Linked DNA regions of Homo sapiens: region 2 is linked to region 1. A link is a loop called in an ENCODE intact Hi-C map of the cell type or tissue named here. Cell type or tissue: PC-3. All regions are shown on one strand. Links, peaks and the distances in the headings refer to the core of each region. The heading gives the core; the rest is flanking DNA. Region 1 holds the start of LOC105373244 (a long non-coding RNA gene). Region 2 overlaps TEX11 (testis expressed 11).

Evidence for each region. Peaks named below come from ENCODE experiments on the same cell type or tissue, not always from the same donor. Only the 100,000 strongest peaks of a DNase experiment are listed, where the experiment ranks them.
Region 2: it touches region 1 in a loop (11-fold over the local background); 9 of 110 quality-filtered maps call a loop at or near these places.

What each region holds. Positions count from the first base shown.
Region 1 is chrX:70,431,543-70,436,921 of GRCh38, forward strand. GDPD2 (glycerophosphodiester phosphodiesterase domain containing 2) reads left to right here. Exons shown (of 16, transcript NM_017711.4): 13 at 765-912; 14 at 1,037-1,119; 15 at 1,370-1,398; 16 at 1,492-1,839. The coding sequence ends at 1,544. LOC105373244 (a long non-coding RNA gene) reads right to left here and starts at 3,751. Exons shown (of 3, transcript NR_171576.1): 1 at 3,137-3,751; 2 at 2,313-2,706. RefSeq lists enhancers at 2,700-2,809, 3,670-3,769, 3,790-3,869, 3,857-4,357 and a silencer at 2,960-3,209. In PC-3, for the core only: CTCF peaks have their summits at 2,442 (motif pointing left) and 2,643; DNase peaks (open chromatin) are centred at 2,459 and 3,019; H3K4me3 peaks cover 2,150 bases; H3K27ac peaks cover 322 bases.
Region 2 is chrX:70,662,386-70,667,764 of GRCh38, forward strand. All of the region lies in intron 16 of TEX11 (testis expressed 11), which reads right to left. Among named protein-coding and RNA genes, the nearest start is that of SNORD3E, 180 kb to the right of the region's middle. In PC-3, for the core only: a CTCF peak has its summit at 2,557 (motif pointing left); no DNase peak of the experiment used is centred there.

The DNA of each region.
Region 1 (5,379 bases), core at 106-5,105:
GCATAGTGCCCAGAGGACAGGAGGAGATAGTTTTGCTCTATTCAAAGGTGACCCAAGCTGGCTGGGCATGGTGGCTCCCACCTGTAATCCCAGCACTTTGGGAGGCCAAGGCAGGAGGTTCACTTGAGCCTAGGAGTTCAAGACTAGCCTGGGCAACATAGCAAAACCCCGTCTCTATAAAATAAAATAAAATAAAAACCAGCTGAACATGGTGGTGCCCACCTATAGTCCCAGCTACACTGGAGGCTGAGCCTAGGAGGTCAAGCTGCAGTGAGCCAAGACTGCCACTGCACTCCAGAGCAAGATCCTGTCTCAAAAAAAAAAAGGCTGGTCCAAGCCCATCTGGGATATTATTTTCAGAGACGGGCCCCATATTTTCAAAGGAACATTGATAAATTGGAATATATCATATTAGAGAGGCTTGTACAGGGAAGGAAATGATAAGAGTAATGGCTGAAGGAGCTGGGGCTGTGGGGCCTAGAGAAGAGAAGGCTCAGGGAGACAGGGCCTCTGCTCAGGACCCAGGGGAGAGACACATTGTGTGGCCCCAGATAGCAAAGCTAGGACCCATGGGTGGAATCCACCAGAAGACAGAGTTCAGCTATGAAAGGAAAATCATTGTTGGTCAGGGGCTGCTATGGAAAGGCAGAGCTGATACCTCCTTGGCAGTGGCACTGTAGATTCAAGCACAGGCAGGGGGCTGCCTCCCATGTCCTGTGCACCATGATTCTGGACATTCCCTATTTTCTTTCCCACCTTCACAGGGCATTGCATAAGGATAATGTCTCGGTGAACCTATTTGTAGTGAACAAGCCCTGGCTCTTCTCTCTGCTTTGGTGTGCAGGGGTGGATTCGGTCACCACCAACGACTGCCAGCTGCTGCAGCAGATGCGTTACCCTATCTGGCTTATTGTAAGGGCTCTGGGACTGTCACCTCTCCTCTTCTCCCATCCCTGGTTTTCCTTAACCCTGTCCCTCTCTTCCTTACTTATTTCCCCTGACATTCTACCCTTGGGGCCTTTTCCTATTTTCACAGACCCCTCAAACCTACCTAATCATATGGGTCATTACCAATTGTGTTTCCACCATGCTGCTTTTGTGGACCTTCCTCCTCCAAAGGTGAGTGCTTTGTGCCTCAGCTTTCTGGGTCCTTACTTTCTCCAGGGCCCTGGTGATGAGGCTGCTTCAGACTCACATATGCTGCCCAAGGCTTGGGGTCTCTTTAGTTCCTTTGAGATTCTTAGGCCCTTCCTTATACTATCAAATTGGCTTGAATGTAGGAAAGGCAGTTGGGGGGAGCAGGTGTGGGGGCTGGAAGGGCCTGCTTGAAGCTAGCTGAACTCATAATGGGAAGCTTTTCTCCCCACAGAAGATTTGTTAAGAAGAGAGGGAAAACTGGTAAGAACTTTCTCCCCTCACCTCATGTTTCTCCTCCTGTAGCTTTCCCCTTGCTTAACTCCCTAGATGACCCACCCTCCCCCTCCTCCCCAGGCTTAGAAACAGCAGTGCTGCTGACAAGGATCAACAATTTCATGATGGAGTGAATGCCCTGCCCTGCTTCCCCACCCAAGCCAGTCTACATTGCCCAAACAGCAAGGGTTGGAGAGTGGCTTAAGTGGAATGCTTCAGGGGTGGTGGGTTGCAAGTGGGGGGAGCTTTGCCAACAGGAGGTTTTGAACCATGAGGGCCCTCTGCCCAGGTGATGGGCATTCCCTAAGCTGCTATGGAATCTGCTCCCTTTGGGGTTTTGACCTGAGATGTTTGGGAAGAGAGTGAGTAATGAGAAGTTTCTCCTCAAATGAAACTAGAACAGAGGAAGTAAAAGGGAGATTGCTCGGATAATGTCTCAGACTTGTGTGCACGTGTTCTTGCATAGAAGGCACAGGGTGTGTCGGGGTGGGATAGCTTGGAAGAGGGACTGAAGGAGATAACGAAATGGTCTTTTCCGGAGAACTGTAAGATGATAGAGACACCATCGCCACTCCACGATGTACTGTCTTCCTCGACCCTTGCAGCTTAGCTGTTTTCCTGCCTAGAGGCTAGGAGCTGAAGAGCCCGTCTAGCCGTGTAATTCTGTGCTTACAGGTGGCTTTTTGCTGTGCGCAGCCTTTTCTTCAAGGCAGGTTGGTTCCTGTATCTTGTCTTAATCTGTTACTCAACGAATGTAATCTCCATTTGGTCACAGCCTAATCTTTTCGGCCCAGGGGCTGGGGAAAGGAGGCACCTTCCATCTACGGTTGGATGGGACACGACCTTGAGGGGCCATCAGGGGGAGATGGGAGGAGGTGGGTTGGAGGTGGGAGGAGAATCACCTGCGGCAATGAAGGACTCGCGGGAGGCTCGCGGGAGGCCCGCAGGAGAGCAGCCACCTCGGGGGCGTCCGGAGGCCGGGCGCGCGGTGCAGGGTTGCACTGTAGCTCCACCTTGTGGCCGCCCCAAGAGGAGGGCCGCATCCGTCGTCGCCGTGACGTATTTGCTGAATGCCACCTGTTTTCCGTGCCGCTTGGGGACTCGTGTCCTTGACTCAGGACTCCGAGGGCAAGGTCCGATTTCCACAAGTTTTCGCTCCTCTGGGCTGCGCGCAGGGTCCAATTTCCGGCCCAGCCTTCCCTTGGAGGAGCAAGTTCCCCAATGTGTTTGCGGCTCGGGAGTCCCTGGGCTCCGCAGCTAAGGTGGCCAGTGCGGAGCTGACGGAGGATGAAGAGTCTAGTAGAAGAAGGGAGGGGCTAAGCCAAAAATGGGGACAAGAGGGGCTCTGTGGTGACCCCACAGTCTTCCGCCACACCCACATTCGACCTAGTTCGTATCTCCACACGGAGGGAAGTAGAACTAAGGAGTCGGCCAGGTAGGGAGGTCGGGTTCTCGGTTCCTCCTCTCTCGCCAGACTGGGACCTGGGGCAGCACTGGCATCCTCGGGACAAGACCCGCCCCCCACCCTCGGTTGCCGGGCAGCCGCGGGAACTACAATTCCCAGTGAGTCCCCGGCCATTTCCGGTATCTGGCTGGACGCAGGCGAGTTTGAATCCGTGTTCCCGCCCCCTTCTCCCGGGCCCACCCCTTTCCTTTCTGGCCGCCCCGCCCTCTCCGTGCGCATCCCTGCACACTCCGGCTCCGGAGGCCGGCCGCGCCCACGTACCTGACCTGCAGCTGGCGCGGTGGGCGGGGGTGCCAGCATGCGACGCACGGGGAGGCTGGAGGCGCGCGGAGAGCGAACGCCGCAATCCGGTCCTGGTCCTGGTCTTCCTGGGAGTCCACGCCGCTGTGTACCGGGCAGGTCTCTCCTACACTCTGCCTTTTCGAGCAGCATTTCCTTACTTTTCCTGGTTCCCGATCCATCCCCTCTCTTTCAGGCTGGCTACCAGCCTTAGCTCTAGGGCCCCCAGTCTGCCCGGTACTGCCGGGCTGTCACCTCTCAGCACGTACCTCCTCCCCCATCCCTACTTTTCTGTCCCTTCCCAATCGCCCAGTCTCTTCCTCCCCTCACCTCCCAACCTCACCCTGAAGACCTCCAGCAACTCCATCCCTGCAGCCCCAACCTCTCAGCTCTCACACTCTCAGCTGCGGCCCTCTAAACCCAGCGTCTGGCCCCCCAACCCAGCGCCAGCCTCTGACCCCTTTCTCCTAGCCCCTAGCCTTGGGTACGCAGCCTTGAGCCTGCCACCGGAAATCCTCACTCTCTTCCCAGGAGAACTGGACAGCTAAAGCGGTTTAACCTATAGGCCCTGGGCCCTGGGCTGGAGACTGACACTGACAAAAACTTAAGGGCGGAGGACCCGGGGGAGCTGCTCATTGGGGTTCGGATGTAGTTGCTCTTCGTTATTTTTAGCTGCTGACTCACAGCTCCTGGCATCCGGGTTTGGGGCTAGCAGGCTGGGCTAGGGGGCTATTAATAGAGCAGGAGCACAGCCCCGACCCAGTTCAGTTTGGAAACACAGAGAGCAAGAAGCGTCCCCTGCCACTATGCCCTGTGGAGATGTGGACTGAGCAGTGGCTGGGCCAGATGCTGTCTGGATGCTAGTTACCTCACCCTGGTATCTCTACCTTGGAACTCTTGAGGGAAACCCCACGAGGAGACTCCTGGGCACAGCTCTCCCCTAAGCTCGCCATGGCTTGGGGCTCTGCCACAATCAAGCTTCTGTTGTACTAGCCGAGAAGGCAGAGATGCGTCCCAAGTGGAAAGATTGTTTTGGTCATGGCCTTGGCCTGCCTGGACCCACTCCTGGGCCAGAATGCTAGGTTACTAGAAGGAAAAGCTATGGATTTCTGGTCCCCCACAGCCTTCATAAGGATGGAGTGCTTCAGCATGGTCCTAACACAGGGGGCACAGAGCTGGGGATCCCCAAACCAGACACAGAGCTCAGAAGCTGCCAGATTCTGTGCTTATCACACCCCCAACCCCGCCATTCTTTTTATTTCTTTCCATTTTGTTGAGCTCTGTCCCAACTCACAGGGATTTACAGACCTCATGATCTCTCCCTTGTCTGGAGAGAAACCGTATTCATGAAAGCCACTGCTTGTCCCCAATGAGGTATGAATGATCCTTTATATATTGTCATTCCCATTGACCTTTTTATTTTAATGGGCTAACGTAAGAGTTTCCTAATGTATACATTGGGAATCGTGAGGAAATCTTGATGGACTGATCAAAATTATTCCCACGCAAGCTCAATTTTCTAGAATTCCCATTGACTAAGGGTGCACACCCACAACAATGCTCCTCCCCTCCTTGCAAATCAGAAACTTCCACCTTCATCGACCCGAGTCTCCAGCCCCCAGATGAAACCACATTTGGGGCAAGAGTGATCGTTTCACCACGCACAATATGGAGGTCACTCAGTGAAGCTCTATTTTCAAGAATGAGCCCAGCTTATCAGACAGACAGCAGCAGACCGCGCGGTCCCAACCCCGTCTACTTGCTGAAGGAGCCGGAGTGGCGGTGGAAGGGGAGATAAATGGTCTCTCTGCTTGAAAATCCGTTCCTGAAGTCCTCCATCGCCTGGTTGCCTAGCAACCAGAGCTGCTTGCAGCGGTGTGGGGCGCTTTTGGTCCGTAGGGGGCGACTGTCTCCCTGGGGTCTCAGGCTGGAGCCCTAGCAGTTGGGAGGGAGGTTCCCTAGTTAAGTGTCACAGTGTCTCAGTGTGGCTGACCTCCTCCCAGCCTTGTCAACCCAGTCCGGTCTGAGCGGCAGGGAGCCTATGGAATGAGGAGAAGCCCACTATGAGTCTGAAGGGATTTTGCTCACAATCATTAAAAATGAAGAGAGAGAGGGTGGGAGGAAGGGAGGAAGGAACCTGTTAAAGGGGATAGGGCAAAAAAGGGGGTAAGGAAGGGGCCTGAGGAGGGTAGTTTGACCCTCTCCATTCAGTCGAGGCTTATCAA
Region 2 (5,379 bases), core at 250-5,249, 230 kb after region 1:
TGATTGGTGTACCTGAAAGTGACGGGGAGAATGCAACCAAATTGGAAAACACTCTGCAGGATATTATCCAGGAGAACTTCCCCAATCTAGCAAGGCAGGCCAACATTCAGATTCAGGAAATACAGAGAATGCCACAAAGATACTCCTCGAGAAGAGCAACTCCAAGACACATAATTGTCAGATTCACCAAAGTTGAAATGAAGGAAAAAATGTTAAGTGCAGCCAGAGAGAAAGGTCGGGTTACCCACAAAGGGAAGCCCATCAGACTAACAGCTGATCTCTCGGCAGAAACTCTACAAGCCAGAAGAGATTCTCTAAAATTCTAAAATTGAGTGAAAGAAGCCAGATTTAAAAAAAAGGTAAAGTACATACCGTGTAATTCCATTTATATGAAACTCTAGGAAAGATAAATCTAACCTATAGTGATAGAAAGCATACCAGTCATTGCCTGGGGCTGGGAGTGGAGGTGAGGATTGACTGGGAAGGAACACAAGGAAATCTCTCAGGATAATGGAAGTCTTCTATATCTAGACCATGGTAGTGGGTAAATTTGGGGTATAAAGTTGTCAAAATTATTGAACTATACCTAAAATGAATGCATTTTTGTATGTAAATTATATTTTTATAAATTCATTTTAAAATAAATTAGTAATGACTTGCAAGGGTTCCTTTAGTTTTCAAATTCAGTGATTAATGAGCCTAGTCCCCCACAAAATCCTCTTTGACTATAATACATTTTATCAGGTTATACTGATATTTCAGAAAAATGTGGGCAGAAGATACCTCAAAGTTCTCTTAGTCAAAAAATTCTTCTGATGCTTGAATCTCCTCTATAACATTTATACCAAGTCATTCAGTCTTTACTTAAATATATTCAAGAAGACAGAATTCACTCTATTTTAAGAAAATCCATTTCATTGTTTTGGTAGGTCAAATAATTAAGAAAGGGTTTCCTTATGATAATCCAAAATCTCACTCCTTGTAGGTCTCACCCATGGAAACACTCATGAAATAAATTTAATTTCTTTACTCCCTGACAGCCATTCAAATATTGGAAGAAAGCTATCGTGTTTCTCGTAAATCTTCCATTTCCCAAGTTTAACATCCACACTTCCTTTATTCTTCAAATTAGATGATTTTTAGTGCTCTCACCATCCTCAGTGCCTTCCTCTTGGCACACTTGGGTTTGTCAATATCCTCCTTTATAAGTGGTGCCCCTCAATCCAATACAATACAGATGCTCCTCAACTAATGATGGGGTTACATCCTGATAAACCCATGGTAAACTGAAAATATCCTAAATAGAAAGTGCATTTTCAACCTATGACGGATTTATCCAGACATAACCCCATGGTAACTTGAGGAGCTTATTGAATGAGTATTGCTTTCATACTATCATAAGATTGATAAATCCTAAATCGAACCCTTGTAAGTCAAGGGCTGTCTATACAGTTGTTCCCTCGTATCTTTAGAGGATTGGTTCCAGGACACCCTCGGATATCACAATCTGCAGATGCTCAAGTTCCTTATAGTAGTTGCATATAACCTACACACATCCTTTTGTATACTTTAAATAATCTCTAGATTACTTACACCTAATGCAACGTAAATGTTCTGTAAATAGTAGTTACACTGTATTGTTTTATATTTGCATTATTTTCTATGTTGTATTGCTATTTTCTAAATTGCTTTTTTCTGAATATTTTCAGTCTGCGTTTGATTGAATCTGTACTTCAGATATATTCTAACCAGAGCAGAATAGAGGGTGATTGCCACTTTTTCTCCTTCTATACATTAAATCTCTATTGATTCAACCTAATTTGAGTAAACTTTCTTAGTATTTTTGGCTTATGCAGTGCTTATAGTCAATAAAATGTACCAAGTGACTCACATATGCTGCTTTTAGAGCCATATTTTATCTACTTTGTTCTTGTACAATTGGTTTTGGGATCCAATTATAGGATGTTTTGTTGTTTCCTGTTTGTCTTCGTCTTGCTAGAATAGGCTCATCATTTCAACCTATTAAGGTCCCTTCAGATCTGACTCTATCTTCTAACAAATCAGTTACCCTTTTCAGCTTCACATCATATGTACATTCAATCAATATTCACAAACGTCCTCATCTATATATTCCTATTCTAAGTTCATATGGTACATACCACACAATGATGTGTGATTGAACAGCCTTTTATTATTTTCTAATTATTTTATATATGTAAATATTGTTTCTGCATTAATATTTTAGGCTCACTTACAGAATAGATCATGTCTTCTACTTATTCTATAGTGCTTGGCACAGATTAGGCATTTAATATTTGTTGAGTTGGAATCTCAGTCAGGGTATTTTTACAGTATAGCTGTATCAAATGAGTCACAGCTGACCTTCATCTTATGTTTCTTTAGTGGTTTTTTTTTTTTGCATCCATATAGATGCATTTGTGGGAAAGGTACATCTACCTAAGAATTACAAAAAAAAAAAAAAAAACCCTCAGAATCAGTCAAGCACAAGCTGATGAAGTACAGAGGCCACAGTGCCATCTAGTGAATATCACTAGTTTATGTCTGCTGGTCCCAAGCTCATTTTTCGAACTTTATATGGTAAAGAGAAACAATATATAACCAGCACATGAGACATAACTGTCTTCACTTTAGGTCACATAAATATTCTATGAATAGTCTCATCTTTGTGTCTGTTGTAAGTCTTACAGCCATTCTGTGGTTTGAGAGTGTGGTTCAGTTTTATCAAACTATAGTAGTGCTAATGACATTCATGTACCTAAACTGCAGTTGCAAGCTGAGGATGGGACTTCTGTACTGAGTTAAAGAGTACCCAATTGTGCATTCCCATTAACTTACACAGACTATCACCAAAACAAGTCATTATCCATCTGTCAACTAACATTAAGGTTTTATTATGGTTTGCAGCAAAATCCCATTATATCAAGGTGTGATAAACTGCTTCTGTATTTAGAACCCAAGCTCATTTCCTTCATCCTTAATCCATTCAAACCTATGACTTGCACAAACCAAATATTTTTAAATCCTCAAAAATAATATAGCAAAATCAGGATACCAGGCTTAAGGCACTACAAACACCTCAAAGGCAGAGTTGATATCTATGAAACAACATTGTTTAATATTGTCTCATGCAAAGTACTGAAGATATCTGAATGGATAATAGCAATTAAAAAATTTTTATTTATACAATTTAGAAAACAAACCAAAGAAATGATCTATAATTGGCATTGTTATCTCAAAAAGAGGTTGCCAAGTGTGCGAGCTAATGAATCTGTAACCTAATCTACTAAAAAGTTCAAGGGAGTCTATTTCTCAACTCCATTGGCCTGCCCAAATTAACTTCTGACCTATGATTCAATATTTCATTTTAAATCAAAATAAAATGCGTTCTCACCCTCAAAAGAGAAAAGAGCTGAGCTGGAGAAAGTTATAGTGGGATGATTTTTAATAATATAATCTCATTCAGTTCTGATAATCAAAGAGCACTCACAGATCTTAATCACTATTAATTTCCAAATTATGCATAGTAGCAAGGACAGAAATAGCATGAGGAAATGGAATTCCTATATCAGAAGAAGTTGATTGACAGGTATTTATTGAGTCTTTATAACTATTTTTAATGTAATGAGCATCTACTATGCATTAGGCACTATGCTGGGTACAAGGGCAAATAAAGATAAGATATGGTCTCTGTCCTCAAGGAGGTGACTGACAGTCCAATAGATGACTAAGGCAGGTATAGAAATAACTAAAATATAATGAGAAAACAAGTATCTAGGGATAAACAGAACTGTTACAAAGTCTTGGAGGAAAGGCAAGACAAGGAAATTTCCTCAGGAAGCTAAGAATGTCATTAAGAGTTAGGCTTTGAAAAAGGGAATTTTAAGCTAGGCTTTGAAAAGGGAATTTTAGGGATGCAGGAAAGAGGTAATTTGCAATGAAGAAGCATGAAAAAAGATACTGAGGTAGAAAACATAGATCATGGCTAGGAAGCAGCAAGTACTCCAGTTGAGGACAAACATAGTATACAAGGAAATAAAACAGAAACAGTTTCCATGAAAGTAGGTTGTTATAAAGCCAGAAAGCCCCTTGGATTATGTCTCCTGGCATGAGTCTACTTCCCTTTGACTTTCTGCTATGTTTTGATCTAGCACAAAAGCCCTCACCAGAAGCCAAGCAAATGCCAGCACCATGGCCCTTGAACTTCCCAGCCTGCAGAATCATGAGCTTAAATAAACCTATTTTCTTTATTAATTACTCAGTCTTAGGTATTCTGTTATACCAACACGAAACAGACTAAGACACCACTACTTCCCTGATCACATCTCCTAATTCTCCTAATGTTCCCTCAGCTCCAGCCACAAAGGTCTCTTTGCCATTCTTTAAATACCCTAGGGCCTTTGCAGTTGTTATTCCCTCCATCTGGAATGCTCTTTTTCCTCAGGTCTCTACTTAAAAACAATCTTCTCAGTGAGGACTTCCCTGACCACCCTATCTAAAAGTTCAACCATTCATCCGCCTCTGAAACATTTAATATCACCCTTTCCTGCTTAGTTTTCTCCTTAGCACTTATCAATATTTAATATACCAGGAGTCAACAAACTATAGCCTTTGGGCAAAATCTGGCTCACCATATTTTTTGTACAGTTCATAAGTTAGAACAATTTTACATTTTAAGTGCCTGAAATAAATCAAAAGAATCATATTTTATGACACACAAAAATTACATGAAATTCAAATTTCAGTATTCCAAAACATAGTTTTATTGGAACACAGCCACACCAATTTGATTACATACTGTCTATGGCTATTTTCAAGGCACAACAACAGAGTTGATTAGTTTCAGCACAGACTGTATGGCCTGCAAAACCTAAAATATTTACTGTGGTTCTTTACAGAAAGTTTGTTGACCCCTATAATATAACATAATACTTATTTATCTTTTTATTGTTTGCCTCTCCTAGTGGAAAATAATGGGGACAGCAGTATTTGTCCATGTGGATAAAGGTTTTTATATATTTTGTTCATTACTATATCCCCAATGCCTAGAACAGTACTTAACACATAGGAGACAATAAATAAATATTTTTGAATGAATGAACACTAAAAAATTGGATTAGAAAGTTTGGCAACAAAAAGAAGGACACAGAACTGAAGTTTGAGGAGGATTACAAAGTTGAAGGAAGGTTTTTGGATAAAGAAGACTTCAAGGTAATTATAGTGACAGGAGAAAGAAACAGTAGGCCGGGCGCGGTGGCTCACGCCTGTAATCCCAGCACTTTGGGAGGCCGAGGCGGGCAGATCATGAGGTCAGGAGTTCGAGACCAGCCTGGCCAAAAAGGTGAAACCCTGTCTCTACTA